Linked DNA regions of Homo sapiens: region 2 is linked to region 1. Evidence: read pairs that join two places in POLR2A ChIA-PET (ENCODE). Cell type or tissue: PC-9. All regions are shown on one strand. Each heading gives the region's core, and the rest is flanking DNA. Links, peaks and the distances in the headings are about the cores only.

Region 1 (9,594 bases), core at 762-8,761:
CTTCCCTCCCTCCCTCCATCCATCTTTCTTCCCTCCCTTCCTTCCTCCCTCCTTTCCTTCCCTCTCTCTTCCCTCCCTCTTTCCCTCCTTTCTCGCTCCTTCCTTCCTTCTCTCCTCCCTCCCTCCCTCTTTCCTTCCTTTCTTCCTTCCATCCATCCTTTCCTCCTTCTCCTCTCCCTCCCTCCCTTCTTTCCTCCCTCCTTCTTTCCCTCCCTACTCCTCTCCCTCCCTCCTTCCTTCTCTTCATCCTCCCCCTCCCTCTTTCCTTCCTTTCTCTCCCATCCCATCCTATTGTACAATAATGTAATAATGCTTCGCTGGGCACGTGGCCTCCCAGATAAACACTGCATTTCCCAGACTCCCTTGCAACACATCCCAGCCATGAATAAGTTCTGATTGAGGCCACTCCAGCTGAAGCTCCATAAGCCCTTTTAAGCCTTGCCCTTAATGGCAAGAGGTGTCCCCTCCTCCCTCCCCATCTTGGACCCAAGATGGAAGTGACTTGCTGAGGATGGCGAGGGAGAGAGATAGAAGGAGCCAGGCCCCTGGCACTGTCAGGCCACCAATCAGCCCTGGGCTGCCTATCTCCCTTTTATGTGAGATCTTGACGCAGGGATTGAGCCCCTGTGTTTTTAGGTGTCTTTGTTGCAGCGGTGTAACTAACTCATGCAGAATTGCCCCAAGCTTCGATCTGGGGACTCACATCTTTTACCACCATGCGCTTCGGCCTCTTTATGTTTCATTTGGGCAGTTGGATCTCAAGGGGTCTCGCTGCCAGCAAAATGAACAAGCTGCAGGCTACCAGGGCACCACGGTTTGGTTGGCTCTGGGCTCTCAGCTCTCCATACCCAACCCAGGACCTGGCCCAGGGCAGGGGACCGGCAGAGTCTGAGAGTCCCAGAGCCTGGACCTGGGTGGGTGCTTTGGGAGGCACAGAATAAGGAGGGCGGCTAATGCATATCCAGTGCATTTGGGAAGGGTGCTGGGCTGGGCATGCCTCTGTGTGGTCTCCATCCATCTCTTGGGCACCTGCAAGGGGTTTGACCCAAGGCTAGGCACTTCCCACATGGTCCAGCATTCTTTACTTTTCTTTTTTTCTTTTTTGAGACAGAGTCTCGCTTTGTCACCCAGGCTCGAGTGCAGTGGCAGGATCTCGGCTCACTGCAACCTCCACCTCCTGGGTTCAAGTGATTCTCCTGCCTCACCCTCCCAAGTAGCTGGGATTACAGGTGCCCCCCACCATGCCTGGCTATTTTTTATTTTTTATGTTTTTAGTAGAGACAGGGTTTCACTATGTTGTACAGGCTGGTTTCGAACTCCTAATCTCAAGTGATTCACCCACAGCTTCATCGAGGTGGAATTCACGAACCAGCAGTCCACCCATGTGAAATGTGCAATTCAGTGGTCTTCAGTATATTCAGACTCGGGCATCCAACACCAGAATCAATGTTAGGATATTTTCATTCTCCTGGAAAGAAACTCCACACCTTCCAGCCATGCCCCACAACTTCCCCACCCCCCATTCATTCCCCAGCCCCAGTAACCACCCTTCTACTCTATCCCTCTACAGACTTGCCAACTCTGGGCATTTCATTAAATGGAATTCTACGACATTTAGTTTTGTTGTGACTGGCTTCTTTTACTTGGCCTAATGTTTTTGAGGTTCATGCATGTTTGCAGCATGGACCAGGAGTGCATTCCTTTTCAGGGCTGAATAATATTCCCTTGTGTGGCTAGACCACAGTTGGTTTCTCTGTGCGTCAGTTGCTGTGGACATTGGGTTGTTGCACTGTGGCTGCTGTGGATGGTGCTGCTGTGAGCTTGGCTGTGCAGGTTTTTGTGCAGACATGTTTTCTGTTCTCTTGAGCAGGTACCTGGGAGTGACTTGCTGGGCCCTGTGCTAATGCTGGTTAACCCTTTAGGTTCCTTGTTGCACTGGAACTATGCAGACTGTGAAGGCGGCCTGGGCTTCTGTCTGGCTCCAGCATCTGCAGCTGGCAGCCTTGGGCAAGTCCCAGCAGCTCAGATTCTGCCTTTGCTGTCAGTAGCACAGCAGGGGGCAAGCATGTGTGTGAATTTGCAGGGGGTCCTGTAATTCATAGCAGGCCCACTGGGGCTGCTCACCGAGCTCCATTCTCTCCCCCTGGCTGAGGCGGTCAGAGGGGATGAGACAGAGAGATGCATAAGGATCCACCCTCCCAGCCGACCTCCTGCTGCCCTGAAACCTGCTGCTGAATTTCTCTGGGCCCAGCCTGGGGCTTTGCACACCTGCCCACTAGCCCCTGACGACACCATCTCAACCCAAAGCTCCCTCCCCGGGCCTTGAGTTATCTGGGGAGGGGGGCGTCATAGAGCCCTCAACTCTCCCTCACACCCATGGCAGAGGCTGGGCCTGCCCTGGAGCCGATGAGGACCTTGCAAGGGGGTCTGCCACAGTCCTGGGGGGTTCCCTCCAAGGGAGGGACTGAGCCCCACCCATCCGTGACTCTGTCTTGACGTAGGCTCCTGCCCCAACCCCAGGTCACTGTCTCTTCTCCACGATTGCAAGTGACCTTAGCCCCGCTGCACCGTTGGAAGGGACGTCGGCCTGTGTGGGTGGCAGTTGGTATGTGGACTCAAGACCTGCGGCACCTCTCAAAGGCTCGCGTGGCCCCCGGACACCCCTGGTGGCCCTGCCCTGACCCCAGGCGTAACCTCACCTGGGCCCTCTGATTCAGCACCCACAGGGCCCCTGTGAAGCAGATGCTATCACCATTGCCCCTTCACAGATGAGGAAACTGAGGCACAGAGCAGGAAAGAAACTTTACCATGGTGACACTTGCGGCAATTCAGAGCCTGCTGTCACTCAGGGACCTCATCCGGCCTTCACTGCCCACAGCACTGCCCAGGGTCAGCACCAGTGCACCTTTGGGTGGGATGGGAAGCTGTGAAACCCAGAGAGGGACAGAAATGGGCCCAGGAAGCAGCCCAGGCCAGTCTGGGAGGTGGCTCTCCACCATCACCTTCTCTGATACTCAAGGTGAGGCTGTAGGGGTGGGTGGGAGTGGGGTCCCTGCATCTGGAGGGCAGGGTAGGATAAGCAGGGTCCCTACACCACCTTGTTCTTGCTCTGTGACCAGAAATGCTGCACATCCCTGAGAAACAGTTCTGTTCTCTATCAAATGGCAAAACCTATCATGGGAATGCTTGTTGTAAAGGCTACTAGTATTTACATATCAGGTATCAATAAGGATAATAAATTGTGAGCTTATTATTTGCTAGCCCTATGCTGAGTGTTTACTAATGATTGCTTCATTTAGCCTGAAATGTGAATTCAGATCAGATTTCAGAGCTGACATTCATAATTGCTACCTCCTCCCACAATAATCATTTAACAGCTGCCATTTACTGGGCTCTGGCTCTGGTAGGCTGCAGGCTGTGATTTCATGTGACTTCTTACTTGATCCTCATGACAACCCTCTGAGTAAGTACTGCTACCATAATCTCCACTTCACAGAAGAGGAAACTGCAGCTCAGCGAGGGTGAGTCACTTGCCCAAGGTCACACAGCTGGTCTGCAGCAGAGCTAGGATTTGAGTCGGGGTTGTGTGGCTGTAAGAGACATGCCTGTAGCCATTCTGCTCTGTGCTGCCTCCTAAAATGCCCAGCCTGTTGTCCTAAACTGGAAACAGCCCAGCTGTCCATCAGCAAGGGACTAGATCAATAGACTGCAGTATGTTCATGCAATGTGGTATCACCCAGTAATGAAAAGTCATGAACTATTTCTACATTTAACAGCATGGAGGCATCCCACAGATACTATGTTTTAAGAAAAGAAGCCAGATGTTTTAAAACACATATTGTGTGGTTCTGTTTATGTGATATTCAGGAATGGACAAAACTAACCAATGGTTAAATAAGTCAGAATGATGATTACTTGTGAAGTGAGTACACCCTTGGAGTGGGAATTCTGGAGGGACTAGAAATGATCCACCTATTGATCTAAGTGGTTGTGATTGTTCATTTTGTGGGCCAGCTAGGCTGGGCCACAGGATGCCAGATAGCCAGTGAGTGATTTCTCGGCGTGTCTATGAAGGTCTGGAGGAGACTGGCATTTGAATTCATGGGCTGAGTCAAGCAGATGGCCCTTCTCAGGGTGGGTGAACACCATCCAACCTATTGTGGGTCTGAATAGAACTAATAGATGGATGAAGGGTGAATTAACTCTGCCTGATGGCCTGAGCTGAGACATCAGTCTCTTTCTGTCAGCACTCATGGTTCTCAGGCCTTCAGATCTAGATTGGAATCAACACCATTGGTTCTCTGACTCTCAGGCCTTCAAACTACACCACTGGCTTTCCTGGGTCTCCAGCTTGCAGAGGGCAGCTTGTGGGACTTCTCAGCCTCCATAATCCTATGAACCAATAACTTACGGTAAATAAAGAAATACACACACATGCGCACACACACACACACGCACACACACACATATGCACACACGCACATCCACACACACAGGCACACACACACATCCATGCACACACACCACACACACACATCTCCTGTTGGTTCTATTTCTCTGGAAAACCCTGACTATTATAGCAGTGGTTATGTGGATGCACACATATGTATGAATCAATAGCCTGCTAAAACAAAGACATCTACATAATTCAGAGGATCTTAACAGAATGTAGAGTCTATATAATATGACATTAAGATTGTCTATGATACAATCCAAAATTATTTGACATACAAAGAAACAGGAACATGCAGCCCATTCTCAAAGGATAAAAAAATTAACAGATGAAAGCACCAAGATGACTCAGACATTGAAATTATCAGACAAAGAATTTAAAGCATCTACTACAACTCTACTCAATGAGATCAAGGAAATACATTTGAAATGAATAAGCAAATAAGAAATCCTGGCAGAGAAAGTATTAAAAGAGGATATTGGAATTTTAGAAATAACAAAGAAAATATTTGAAATGTTTAAAAATCACTGGATGGATCAATAGCAGAATGGAAATGAGAAAGGCAAAAGTCAGCAAACCCATAGATCAATAAAATGAGTCAATCAGAAGGACACAGAGGAAAAAAAGATTGAAGAAGGAAAGGAACAAAGAGCATCAGGAACCTGTGAAGCCATATCCAAAGCTCTTAAACATTATAACTAGTCCAGAAAGAGAGGAGAGTGAGATGGGAGCAGAAAAATCTTTGAAGACATGACTGAAAATCTTATATATTTAGTGTAAGACATAAGTTTACAGATTCAAGAAACTCAGAGAACCCCAAACAGGATAGAATCAAAGAAACCATGCATAGAGCAACTACATACACACAGGGAAATGCAGCCAAACAGCCAACAGATAAATTAATATGGAATACTATAAAATATTCAAATAATCCAAAAGCATGCAGAGAAAGGGGAATAAAGGAACCAAAAAAGAGAAAAGATCAGCATTAAATGTTAATGTTCTAAACACTCCAATGAAAAGGAAGAAATTGACAATATGGATTTTTAAAAGCAACACCCAATTATGTGCTGCCTACAAGAGATTTACTTTGAATACAAAAACACAAATAAGACAAAAGTAAATAAACTGAAAAGAATAAACACAAGATGCAAAGAATAAACACAAGATGTCAGGGTGGCTATAATGATATTAATTAATCAATATGAGACATTATTAATAATAATTACTCAATAAGATGTTAACTAATGTTAATAATTATGCATATTGATCAGTTAATTAATAATAATTACTTAATATTATATTATGAGCAATTATTTTTAATTACTCATATAGATTAATATTAATACTTATGTTGATATTAATATTAATAACTTTCAATACAGCAATATCAGAGATAAGGAGAGACATTTTACATAATAAAAGGAATGATTAGAAAGGCATAAAAGTGTAAATTTTGATTTGTCTAAAATATATAATATAGCTTCAAAATATATAAACAAAATTAATAAAGGGAAGAAATGCACACAAATCCCACTATCACAAAGAGAGATTTTAATACCCTTTCTCAGCAATTAAAAGAACAAATATATAAGAAATTAGTAAAATAATTAATAATAATTACTCAATATGATGTTAACTAATGTTAATAATTACACTTATTGATTAATTAATAATTACTCAATATATTAATATGAGTAATTATTTTTAATTACTTATTTAATTGAAATTAAATGGCAAAAACCGCAATTACTTTTGCACCAACCTAATATAAACATAACTATTCATCACCTTGATCTGACTGATAACTATAGCACACTATACCTAGCAACTGTATGTGGTACATTTCACCAAGAAAGACCATATGCTGGGCCAGAAAACAAGTCTCATTAATTTTAAAAGAATAGAAATCATGTAGGGTGTGTACTCTGACAACAACTGAACCTAATTAGAAATCAGTAATAGTAGGATGTCTAGCAAAACCCCAAATATCTATAAATGTTTCATGCGTCTACAAATGACTCATGAATTCAAGATGAAATCACGAGGGAAATCAGAAAATAATTTGAATTGAAAGACAATGAAAATACATCCTATCAAAATCTGTGGGATTCAGCCACAATAGTTGTTAGAGGGAAGCTCAGAACTTTAAATACTTACATTAGAAAGCAAGAGCAATCTAAAATCAATTACCTGAAGATCCACCTTGAGGAGTTAGAAAAGAGAAGAGCAAAGTAAAGCCAAATTAAGTGGAAGAAAGGAAAAAATAACAGTAAGAGCAGAAATAAATGAAATAGAAAACAGACAGACAAAAAAGAAGGAAAAAAAGCCAAAAGTTGATTATTTGAGATCAACAAAATTAATAAACTCTTAGCTAGACTGTTGAAGTAAAAACGAGAGAATACAAACTACCAGTGCAGAAACTGAAAGGGTATTTATTATTAACACAGATCCTACAGACTTTTAAGGGCTATCATAAACATCTTTATACCAAAACTTCAACAACTTAAATTAATTGGACAAATTTCTTGAGAAGTAAAACTTAAATTGATACAAGAGGAAACAGAATATCTGAATAGCACTACACCTGTTAAAGAAATCTCATTATTATGCTAAAGTTTTTTTTTACCAAAAACTTTTTAAAAAGGAAAATCCAGAGCTAGACTGTTTCATTGGTTAATTTGATCAAATATTCAAGGAAGAAATAAACTAATCTTAAGGAATTTTTTCAGAAAATGAAGGAAGAGGTAGCATCACCCAACTCATTTTATAAGGCCAGCATAACCCTAAAGAAGGCAGCAGCTGCTCAGGAAGGCAGCAGGGGCTGCACCTTCCATGGAGCCACCGGGAGCTGGGGGAACAAGCGGGAGCCCCACCCCTTCTGAGTTGGCTGAGGAGCTCCCTGAGTGCTCCTGCCACCACCCAAACTGTGGCTGCAGACCCAGGCCTCCAGTTCCACGGAGAAGGCAGGAGACCCACCCTCCTGGGTGAAGCTGCAGCCACCCAAGTCTGGCTTCCTGACTTCCCAGGCACCTGCTACCTGGCTTATCCCTTTTGTCGGTGCCTACTCTGATCTTGGAGCAAAGTCAGGGCCAAGCCCAGGCACCATGAACAGCAGTGGGAGGCAGACAGATTCCTGGGCAGAAGAGGACAGGTCCACTGGTGAGGCCCCCACATTCAGGCCAGGAAGGGCCTGAAGGCTAGGGACCAGGCTGCCTGTCCCATGCACCAGAGTGGGAGCTGGTGCCTTTTCTCAGCTGCCCATGGCTGCCCATGGCTGCCCATGGACCAATCGGTGTGCACTTCCTCCCCTGTGAGGCCCATAAAAGCCCCAGGCTCAGTCAGAGCTGAGCAGACAACAGGATGACCAGCTGCAGCTGGGAGCTACCCTGTTCAGGGACTCTCTCTGCTGAGAGCTGAACACTCAAGGGGATGACCTGCCTACAGAGAGGAGCTACCCACTGCGGGTCTCCTCTGAGCTGTCCTAACACTAAATAAAGCTCCTCTTCATCTTGCTCACCCTCTGCTTATCTGTGTATCTCAGTCCTCCTTAATGCAGGATAAAAACTCAGATAAACGTGCCACCAGCCATACAGAGGTTTCTGGCCAGAAAAGTGACACCCTGCAGATTCCATAACACTAATATAAAAACCTGGCAAAGACATTCAAAAACAGAAAATTGTAGACCAACATTCCTCATGAATATAGACACAAATATTCTTTAAAAATATTAGCAAAACAAATCTCATCATATATAAAAATAATATCAGAACTAAGTAAGGTTAAAGCCAGGAATACAAGGTCTGCCAAATGTTCAAAAATCAATCAATATGATTAATAATATTAACCAAATATAGGAGATAAGCCTTATGAATTTAAAAATACATATTAGAAAAGCATTCAATCAAATTTTATGCCCACTCATAGTAAAAAAAATTCCAGCAAACTAGTAATAGTAGGGAACATCCTCAAATGAACGAAGGTCATCTACAACAAAGCTACAGGCACTATTATGATGCTGAGTCTCACATTTTTTCCCCTTAAGGTCAAGGAAAAGGTAAAGGTGCCCACCTTCTGTAGCTATATCTGGTCAACATTGTACTGGCAATCCTAGTCATTGCAATAAGGAAAAAAAAAGAAAAGAAAAGGAAAGCTATAAAGTTACTAAAAATTGAAAAGGAAGAAATAAAACTGTTTCTATTGGCAGCTGCTATGAAAATTTACATAGAAAGTCTCAGGAAACCCATAAAATAACCATCACAACTATTAAGTGAGCTTAGCAAGATCACAAGATCCAAAGTTAATGTACCAAAATTAACCCCATTCTTATACAAATAGCAGCAAACAGTTAAAAAATAAAGAAAATTGGCCGGGCGCAGTGGCTCACGCCTGTAATCCCAGCACTCGGGAGGCTGAGGCGGGCAGATCATGAGGTCAGGAGATCAAGACCATCCTGGCTAACATGATGAAACCCTGTCTCTAGTAAAAATGCAAAAAATTAGCTGGGCGTGGTGGCACGTGCCTGTAGTCTCAGCTACTCAGGAGGCTGAGGCAGGAGAATCACTTGAACCTGGAAGGTGGAGGTTGCGGTGAGCCAAGATTGCGCCACCGCACTCCAGCCTGGGCAACAGAGCAAGACTCCATCTCAAACAAATGAATTAATTAATTAAAGAAAATTTAAAATTCTATTTAGGGTAGCACCAAAATAAATAAATAAATAAACTTCCACAAAAAAACTTAGGAATAATCTGACAAAAGACAACCAATACTCAACACCACAAATTATGAAACATTGCTGAGAGAAATTTAAGACCTAAATAAATTAAGACATATATCATTGTTCATAAACTGGAAGATTCAATATTAAGGTGGCAATTGTTCACACATTTACAGAGTCAACACAATCCTGATAAAAATTGTCAAGCTAATTCTAAAATTTATAGAGAAATGCAAAGACTTAAAATGATGAAAAAAATTATAGACAAGAAAACAAAGTTGGAGGATTTGTCTAATTTTAAGTCATACTTGAGAAGCTACAGGAATTGAGACAGCCTCGCATTGGTGGAAGGACAGACACACAGATCAATGGAATAACAGAATAGAGAATCCAGAAACTGCCTCACACACATACAGTCGATTTA
Region 2 (9,594 bases), core at 1,018-9,017, 68 kb before region 1:
TCATCATTCCTCAGCTGAAAGACATTTGGGTTGTTTCTAGTCTGGGGTATTTAAGAATACAGACTCTACACACATCTGTGCACAGATCTTTGTGTGTACTTAAGTCAACTCTAAGGAGGTGTTAGGACCTTGAAGTCAGGACAGTTGGGCCCTCAAAGGATTCTCCTCAGCCTTGCCACATTGCTTTCAGAACTCAGACATATTCTAAGAATGAGAAAGAGGGCTGCTAGGAGAATTCCCCCTACAATCATCAGAAGAAAGGCTTCCAGAAGCAGCCACCCCACTCTTCTCTGTTGGCCTGAACGAAGCCCACCATCAGATGATGAGATTCAAGGGTCCAGTGGGGTGCAGTGTAATGTTTTGATAAACACATACAATAGGGAATGATTCAATCAAGCTATTAACATATCCATCTCCTTGCTCACAGGTATCAACGCATCACATAAATATACAATTACCATTTGTCAGTGCAAAATAATGTTAATATACAATTACTACTTGTCAATGCAAAATAATATTAACATACAATCACCATTTGTCAATGCAAAATAATATTAATATACAATTATCATTTGTCCTTGCAAAATAATATTAATAATAAATATGAATATTAATAATATTAACAATGCATAATAATGTTTACATAATTAATATTAGTCAGTTAATAATATTAATAATTAATACTCAATGCAAAATAATATTAATAATAAGAGCATCCAGTTGGAGTTGCCAGGATGGAGATAACAATGACAAAAATGATGATAATGATTATCTAATGATCCACTCAGCCCTGGCATGGGTCTGACACCCACATGTTATTTTTTTCAGGTCTCATAATACTATTCCAAAGGTCCCCGTCCCTAGTGTCACTGTGAAGATCCTGAAGCTTGCACATGCTCGAGGCAGAGTGAGAGGCATGCCTTCTGTTCACCCGAGACCCACAGTCTGCTTTAGATCCCAAGCAGGTGTTTACGGCAGTTCTCCCCGAAGGACCCCAACCATTGCATGGCAGTTCTCATGGCTTGTTCCATTTGGTGCATCCGTAAGGAGACTCACCCCAGGGCTGGGCCAGGAATTTCACCCTCCCACCTGCTTCCGACTTACAGATGGGACCTGGCTGGGCCCTCACCGCTGTCTTACCCTGGCCAGGCGACTCAACTCAAAGGAAGCCACCTACGCTGTTCAACCTGGTTGGAAATGGAAAGGACTTTGGATGCCATCCAGCCGAGGACTGCCACACCACTGAGAGACCCAGGACACAGAGACACACGGCAGGCCACTGGCAGGGTCCTGCCAATGGGGTGGCTGACCAGAGCCAGGCCTGGCCAGTCCCAGCCCTCCTGCCAGCAAGGACGCAGATCAAAGCAGTGCATGGGCTGTTTGATTTTCTTGTAAGGTCTTGCTGAGTGGATAGTTTCACCCTGGGCTGCTCAGATCTCGGCGACAGAAAGGGAGAATGTGTCCTCTGTCCTCTCACGCCCTGTGTCTGTGCTCCTTGCAAAGGTTGTGAACACATTCACGTGGATTTAATTAATCGCCGCAGGTGCACGTCCACCTCTGCCTTTCCCTCTCAGTGGGTTCCCATGTTTCCACATGGTGGGTTGAGTGTCTGCACGCTAACTGGCTTAGACGTTTGGACGGTCTCCATTGTCAGCATCATTTATTCATTCAACAAACATCCACCGAGCATTTCCTGACCGCCAGATTCTCCTTTGGGTGCTGAGGGTGCAGCGGTGAACAAGTCACCATCCTCAGGAGCTGACATTCTGTAGTTCAGGGAGATGAACAATAAACCAAATAAACAGTAAGTAACCATGAGATGGACCATGTTGGGTGGGCATAAGTGCTCTGGAGAAAAACACACAGGCAAAGGAGTGCGGGGGGATTGGGCAGGTGCCTCTGTGGATACCAGGGCCAGCTCTGACCTTCCTGAGGGGGGCGGTCTGAGCAGGGGTGGAGGGGTGCCGGAGGGAAAACCTGGATGCCAGGGTTGGGGAAGTTGCTTCAAGAAAGCGCAAAGCCCCCAACACGAGAGCTTGACTGGTGGGGAAATGCGGGAGTTTCGGTGGGCTGGGGCAGGGTGAGCGACGAGCATTGAAATAACAGGACGTGGACGACGACGATCAGCAGGTCTGTCTCAGCAGGGGCCTCGTTACATGGGGCGGGGAGACTATTTCCTTGGGATCAGTGTTTAGGCCTAGAATCATTAGCTTTGGGGCTGCGTACATTTTCATGGCCCTGGCTCAGTAGTTGTTATTTCTGTACTGTTTTCCCTCGGTCCTGATCCAGTTTATAGTTACCACCGACAGGATATGATAATCATGCTAACCAACCCTTCCTGAGCACATGCGTGCTTCACACGTGTGAACCTGCTGATGCCTGCGTGAGCGTTGGCTTCATCACATCCTCCCCAGCACCTGCTTTTCTCATTTTAAAATAATTTTGTTAACATGAAGGTGTAGAACACCTCTCTCTGGACTTTGCTGATTTTAACTGGAATTTTAAAAATCCCCTAATAAGAAAGGCAGGCCAGGCGTGGTGGCTCACGCCTGTAATCCTAGCACTTTGGGAGGCTGAGACAAGCAGATCGCCTGAGCTTAGGAGTTTGAGACCAGCCTGGACAACATAGTGAAACCCCATCTCTACTAAAAATGCAAAAAATTAAGTGGGCGTGGTGGCGCACGCCTGAAGTCCCAGCTACTCCAGAGGCTGAGGCAGGAGAATCGCTTGAACCTGGGAGGCGGAGTTTGGGGTCAGCCGAGATCACGCCACTGCACTCCAGCCTGGGTGACAGAGCAAGACTCTGTCAAAAAAAAAAAAAGAAAAGAAAGGAAGGAAGAAAGAGAGAGAAAGAAAGAAAGAGAGAGAGAGAGAAAGAAAGAAGAAAGAAAGAGAGAGAAAGAAAGAAAGAAAGAAAGAAAGAAAGAAAGAAAGAAAGAAAGAAAGAAAAGAAAGAAAAGAAAGGCAGCCATAAGTGAACCCTAACACCAAGCTTGCAGAATTAAATGAGCAAATCGTGTCGCCTCTGCCTGCCTTTCTACCATCATTGCATACGAAGCTTGTTACTTATGTCTTCATCTCACTGTGTCCCCAAATCTGGGGCTGTGTGAGCTGATTTGGGGTGGGACACAGATGGCTGGGTTTTAGCCCTATTGTGAAGGGTGACTTTTAATGTGTAATCTATTTATGGCAAGTGACGTTGATCCACCACATATGGCAGTGCTATCAAGTAGCCAGTAAAAGTACATTTATTTAAGAAAATAAGCAGAGTGGAAGCATCGTGTCAGTGATGGGACAGGTGGTATTCAGCAGCCTCAAGGTGCTGGCGGCAGCTGATGTCTTAAAGACTGCACTGTCTCATTTAATCATCCCAAGCACGGATACTGGAGGGAGTCTTTTTTTTTTTTGAGACAGAGTCTCACTATGTCACCCAGGCTGGAGTGCACTGCCACAATCTCGGCTCACCGCAACCTCTGCCTCCTGGGTTCAAGCGATTCTCCTGCCTCAGCCTCCCGAGTAGCTGGGATTACAGGTGCGTCCCACCATGTCTGGCTGATTTTTGTATTTTTAGTAGAGATGGGGTTTCACCATGTTGGCCAGGCTGGTCTCGAACTCCTGACCTCAAGTGATATGCCTGCCTCGGCCTCCCAAAGTGCTGGGATTACAGGCATGAGCCACGGTTCCCGGCCTGGAGGAAGTCTTATTAGCCTCATTTCATGGAGGAGAAACTGGGGCTCCAGGGCATGGAGGCTGCCTGTGGCCACGCAGCCTGGGAGGCTTGTCAACCTCCTTTGACAAGCACGCCACCTGCATCACAGAACAGCTGCATTTCTAATGTCAGGCTTCTGCTTACATGCAGTTGGTCTTCTCCTGTGAATGGGGAAACTGAGGCCTTGGAAGTCAGTCAGCAGGTCAGGACACAGTTCAGCCCAGAGCCGGGGCTCTGGCCCCATCCAGGGGCTCCCCCAGCAGCCAACTCTGCCAGCCTTTGATGCCTCGCTGAGACAGAGGGTCTGGACAGTGGCCACTCACCCACTGGGCCCACATCCCCACAGGCCTGGGCTCTGGACGCTGGAGGCCTGAGGCTGCACCCCAGGTTGGGGCTGGCCTACCTGCCACGGGGCCAGGGCTGGGTGCTTTCTGCTGAGTCACTAACAAAGCTCAGGCCTGACCACAGGACATTTTTGAGATTCCAGGGCTGGTTCCACAACGGCCGGCATCGGCCCTGCGGCATGTCCGGCTTCACCCTGCCCAGAATCACAGCCTCACAGAGTCTAGAGGGCCCGTGGGGACGGGAGTCCTGGGAACCGAGGTTGGGAGACAATGGGTGGCCCCTCGGTGTGGTGTCCTCTGCTCACCCCTTAGCAGGACCCTGACGGAACTGGGTACAGGCAGAGATTCATCTTCATGGCAGGACTTCAGGCAAGAGAGGCCCCGGGGTTGAAGACAAGGGGCTCAGAGCTTGCTTTTTATACACTTTCAAATTTTCTCAGAGTAGAACAATTTAAAAAAATATAAAATATGGTTAAAAAATTCTCCTACTTAAGACTCCCAGACCCCTAGTTTTCCTCCCTAAAGGCAACTGACATTACCAGTTTCCTGGGTATCCATGCAGGGATATTTTATGCATAAACAACCAAATCTCTATACATGTCCATAGAGAGAGGCAGACGTATCTGCATGTGCATAAACACTCGTGTGTGTGTCCTTTTATCCCAAAGGAAACACTTCTTTTTCCCTTGACAAAGGACATCCTCTGCATCTAGCTTCTAGAAAGTGCTGCCAATTTGGGGACCAAGGGAGGGAGGCTGCAGAGGAACATCGTTTGGTCAAATGTGAAATGTGATCAGGAAGCCGGTGCTCAGCAAACTTATCTGAAGCTCTTGGGGACCCCACAAAGATGAGCGGGTCCCCTTCCCAATTTTCGGACCGTCTTGGCAGAGGCTCCCTGTCATCAAGGACCTGAGGTTGTCACAGCCGGATGGTGTGGGAGCTGGCACTGCCGGGGCTCCCGCTGCCTGGGACACGTACGGCTGCCCAGTGATCCTGAGCGCCGACCCCTGAGCACCTCAGTGTCCGTGACTGTGGAGCGGAGGTACGTGCAGAACCAGCTCTGTCTTCCCAGACACTGTCGCTTTGGTCTAAAGTGATGTAATGTTGCCACGGAAATTCTAATCCCTCCCATCAGGCAAAAATACTTCGATGGGACTGTGTTCTTTCAGCAGAGAGGGTGTGCATTTGAAGTATAGATTTGTTAAACATAGATGCTGAGAACATGACTCTGCTTGGCGTTCCATTTAATTGACCAGAAACCCGAAAAATGTCCTGGTCCTCTTCTTAAGTCTGGGGGTAGCTGCTGCCCCACTATGCACCATCGCTTATCTGTTCTTTTCTGCCCCCTGCAGCAGGGAAGGGGCTCTGGAAGGGTCTGAATCTGGTGTGTCCAGTGTGATCCCTGCACCCATGCCCGGAGCTGTGCCTGGGACCCTGCCCCAAGCAAAGTAATAATCTGAATGATATCCTCAAAGGAGCCTGGCTTGGGCTAACAAGGAAGAACTTCCAACGTGGAGAGCTGTCCTGGCACCATTTCTTCCTGCTGTATTAGTTGAAGACCTACTGTGTTCAGGGCCGTGAGCCAGGGCACAACCACCCCTTGGGAGCACACTCTGCCTCAACCCTGGAGTGGCTCCGAAATGAGTCTTCAGTCCACAAGACTGAGGGTTGCCAATCCTTCTCGGTGAGCCGTGAGGGTGATTCCTCCTTGGGCTTCAGGGGCAGGATGCCCTCAGAAAGATGCCCTCCACTGCCCCCGCACACTTCAGGCTCCCCATGACCCTATGTGGGGAAGGTGTTGTTGCAAGAGGCCCATGGGTGTGTGGGGGTAGTGGGGCTTGTTGGCTGAGCAAGAGCTCAGGCAATACTGCCCGGGTGGAGATTCTGGGACTTTGCACAAGTTGATTCACCTCAACCAGCCTCAATTTCCTTGTCTGTAAAATGGCGCAGTAGTAGTCCTTGTCTTACCGGGTTGTTATGCAACTTAAATAAGAATATCGAGGCCAAGCGCCTAGCCCAGTGCCTGACATGTCGAAAGTGCTTGGTGGGTGCCAGTCTTTCCCCTCCTCATCAAGTCCTGTGGCAGACAGGCCCCCCAGCAGAGCCGGACCTGCCCTGGGAGTCAGGGTAGGAAACAGATGAGGACCTCAGCCCGGGACTGGCTCCCCTTCGGCCAGCACTGTGCAATAGGAAGACTATGTCAGCCTCACCTATAATTTTTAACTTTCTAATGGTCACATTAAACAAAAAAAATTGGCTGGGTGTGGTGGCTCACGCCTATAATCCCAGCCCTTTAGGAGGCCGAGGCAGATGGATCACCTGAGGTTAGGAGTTTGAGACCAGCCTGGCCAACATGACGAAACCCCTCTCTCTACTGAAAATACAAAAATTAACTGGGTGTGGTGGCGCACGCCTGTAATTCCAGCTACTCAGGAGGCTGAGGCAGGAGAATTGCTGGAACCCGGGAGGCGGAGGTTGCAGTGAGCTGAGATCACGCCATTGCACTCCAGCCTGGGCAACAAAGCGAGACTCTGTTTCAAAAAAAAAAAATTCAATTTTTAATTTCTGTGGGTACATAGCAAGTGGTGGCCACATTTTAAAAAGTGAACAGGACAGGTGAAATACATTTTAATAATATGTTTTATTTAACCCAATATATCCAACATATGATGACAACATGCATTCGCCGTTGTGATTATTAGTGAAGTCTTTCACATCCCCTTTTTCCTACTAAGTCTTCAAAATCTGGGGTGTATTTTGTTCTTCCAGGGCATCTTGAAGCAGACCAGCCACGTTGCAAGTGCTTGGAGGCCACGGATGACTGGTGGCTGCTGTTCTGGGAGACAGAATCCTATAGCATCCCCAGTCCTGCAGCACACAGGTGGGACAATTCCAGCTTGATGTCTCAGCCAGCGGGTTCCCACGTCCTCCCCGCCTCTCCCAGGCAGAAGACAGAGTGACCCAGGTAACCAGGTATGGACAGGCGTATCCCTGGGAGAATTTTAGCAGGCTGCCCCAGCAGCAGGGTGTGTCTGTAACACCGTGCCCCCTGCCCCTCTCAAATCCACACAGTGGGCAGCTTACACAGGGACAGAAACCACACTGACTGTCGTTCCTGCCACCTGACTATTGTCCTGTGGCCCAGGGCTGCCCAGAGCCCCTTCCTGCCCAAGTGGCAGCTGGCCCGCTGGATCTGCAGGTGGGTCTTGGGGACACTTCTCATCAGCTCAGCCACGCCGCCCGGGCAGCTCCTCATGAAAGGCCTGCCTTGTGCGCCTGGGTGTGCCCAGGCCGCCGACGTCACCCGAAGCCCCTTCTCATAAATTCCAGCTCCGAGGTTTGCAGTTATCGGGAGGAAGTTTCCAATTGCTGGCTCACATGTGGGAAAATATGTAAGCAAGTGAGAGGCCCTTTTGTCTGGGGCTCAGAGGGGGCCAGTAACCAGGAGGGAGGGTGGCCTGTCCCCAGTGGCGGGTGCAGAGGAAGCGGCTGCGCTCAGGTTTAATGAAGTGCCATGAATCATGACCACCCATCAGGCGCAGATGCTATAAATCACCTGTGACGGGCTTGGCTTGTTTGTTCTTTCTGAAGCCAATACATTGATCAGGGCAGTGGACACGTGAGAAGGCTCACTGGAGGCTCAGACCCTCAGCGACCTGCCGAGGTGAAATCAAACCCTCTTCTTTTAACTTGCAGGAAAACAAGGCCATAAAAAAGGAACTCCTACTAATGAAACCTCCTAGATTCCAAGGAGGAAAACGTAGCTCTCAGACCAAGTCCGTTTTCGCCCTTGCATCTGAAAGGGAGTCCAGGGAATTGCTAATTTTGAACTTTCTATACACCCTTCCTGCCTCTGGATGTGGCCGCCTGACTCGAATTCCTTTGCACAATAAAATGAGGGGGAAAAAAATCACATCACTTCAGCAAAACACAGGCTCGATTTTTCTTGATTAGCGGAAAAGTGTGTGCTATTTAAAAAGACACGTCATATAACTTTTTATTTTTTAGCATTCCCAAGCAAAAAAAAAAAAAAAAGGAGGGGAGTGTGCATTTTGGGAATATGAGCTCAGCTCAGCACCTAATTTGGAAAGACCTTGTGTTTGGTGATGGACTTGGAAAAACAGGCCTGAATCTGCATTTTAAGAAGATGAGATGTGCAGGGTTTCATTCCTTCTTCTCCTGGGCTTCTCTCAGACTCCAAAGAGAAGGGCCCTCTGCTTCTCAAAGTTCACAGGACAAAGGGGCACCTTGGTCCATGGCTGAGAAACTGAGTTGACCCTTAGGGAAGGGTGACCAGGCTCCCTGGCAATCTGCCATCCCTAGAGGACCCCATCTGTACCTGCCTGCTGCTGTCACCTGGCTGATGTCATTCTTTTTTGGGGAGGGTGGTCGGCGATGGACCCTGGACTGCCTCAGGGCGGTCTTTGGAAGTGGCCTCTGAGTGCGTGTTTAGATGACTCCTTGACAAGCACTGGTTTGCTTGTCATCTTCCTCTTCCTCCCCAGAGTGAGAGCAGGAAACCAGGCCTTGTCAACTGCAGGCCTGCACTCCTGCCCCTGGGCGGCCCCAACCTGCACACGCCGCCTGCCCGCCCGCCAGTGCCAGGGCGCCCGCTGCCTGTCAGGAAGGCCAGGGAGCAGATGCTTGTGCCGTGTGCATGGTGGCCGAGCCTGTGGTTGGGCCACGGGTGCAGGGATCCTGTGTGGCCCCTGCCAGGACCGTGGGCTCTGCAGGAGGGCCAGGGCCATAGCATGGGGGAGGCAAGGGGAACCTTGTCATGGTCCCTGTCCTCAGAGACCCCTCCAGCCAGACCTTCCAAGGTGGGTGGTGGGCATTGGGGCCCTGCCTGGAAGAAGCCACTGCCAGCCCCCTCTATGGGACCTCAGGGACCCGCTGGGCTGCGAGCTGGGAAGGGCTCAGCTCAGCCTAGGAGGGCAGTGTGTTTCCAACTTCGCAAGGTCGGCTGAGCACAGGGGTTGAGGAGTCAGTGTCCTTCAGGGAAGGTGGCCCTTCCTTCCTGGTCTTGGCCCATGTCAGCTCTAGAATGTAGGCTGGCTGCAGTGGGGGAGTCTGGACTAGAGGACACTTTTGGGGGGCCTCCTGCTATACTCTGCGTGGGAGAATACAGGAAAAGCCCAGGTCTCAGTAGGCCAGTACCAGCCAGGCTCGCCCTGGGCTCCCATTGACGCTCTGTGGAGTGTGAGGGTCTCACCCCAGACTGGGAGGAAGGGGTGTGAGGCTGAGAAGGCCAGTGACATCCTCGGATGACCTGGGATGCAGCAGAGCTGAGCTGGGGCCAGATCTCATTTCTCCGCCTCAGTGCAGCCTGCTAAGCGTGTTTTCTGTCTGTGGCTGTCTAGGTACGTGGCCAGCAGGCAGGGTCCTGTCCTCAAGCCCAGTGGCTCTGCTGGGGTATAGGGCTGGCCACAACTCACTCACTCATTCATTCATTCATTCAGTCAGTCAGTCAGCCAACGACCATTGTGAGCACCCCCCTCCTGCCCCCCACCTCTGCTGCCAGCCACAGCATCAACCCTTGAA

Evidence for each region. Peaks named below come from ENCODE experiments on the same cell type or tissue, not always from the same donor. Only the 100,000 strongest peaks of a DNase experiment are listed, where the experiment ranks them.
Region 2: POLR2A ChIA-PET joins it to region 1 with 5 read pairs; 4 of 35 experiments call an interaction of 5 or more read pairs at or near these places.

Annotation. Positions count from the first base shown.
Region 1 is chr11:69,346,831-69,356,424 of GRCh38, reverse strand. The region is part of intron 2 of LOC105369370 (a long non-coding RNA gene); the gene reads right to left. Among named protein-coding and RNA genes, the nearest start is that of MYEOV, 57 kb to the right of the region's middle. In PC-9, for the core only: no CTCF peak of the experiment used is centred there; DNase peaks (open chromatin) are centred at 3,394 and 4,804; H3K4me3 peaks cover 550 bases; H3K27ac peaks cover 5,585 bases.
Region 2 is chr11:69,415,298-69,424,891 of GRCh38, reverse strand. No RefSeq gene overlaps it. Among named protein-coding and RNA genes, the nearest start is that of LINC02953, 5.6 kb to the left of the region's middle. RefSeq lists a cis regulatory region at 4,142-4,152 and enhancers at 4,075-4,219, 3,779-4,353, 4,928-5,503. In PC-9, for the core only: no CTCF peak of the experiment used is centred there; a DNase peak (open chromatin) is centred at 4,181; H3K27ac peaks cover 2,932 bases.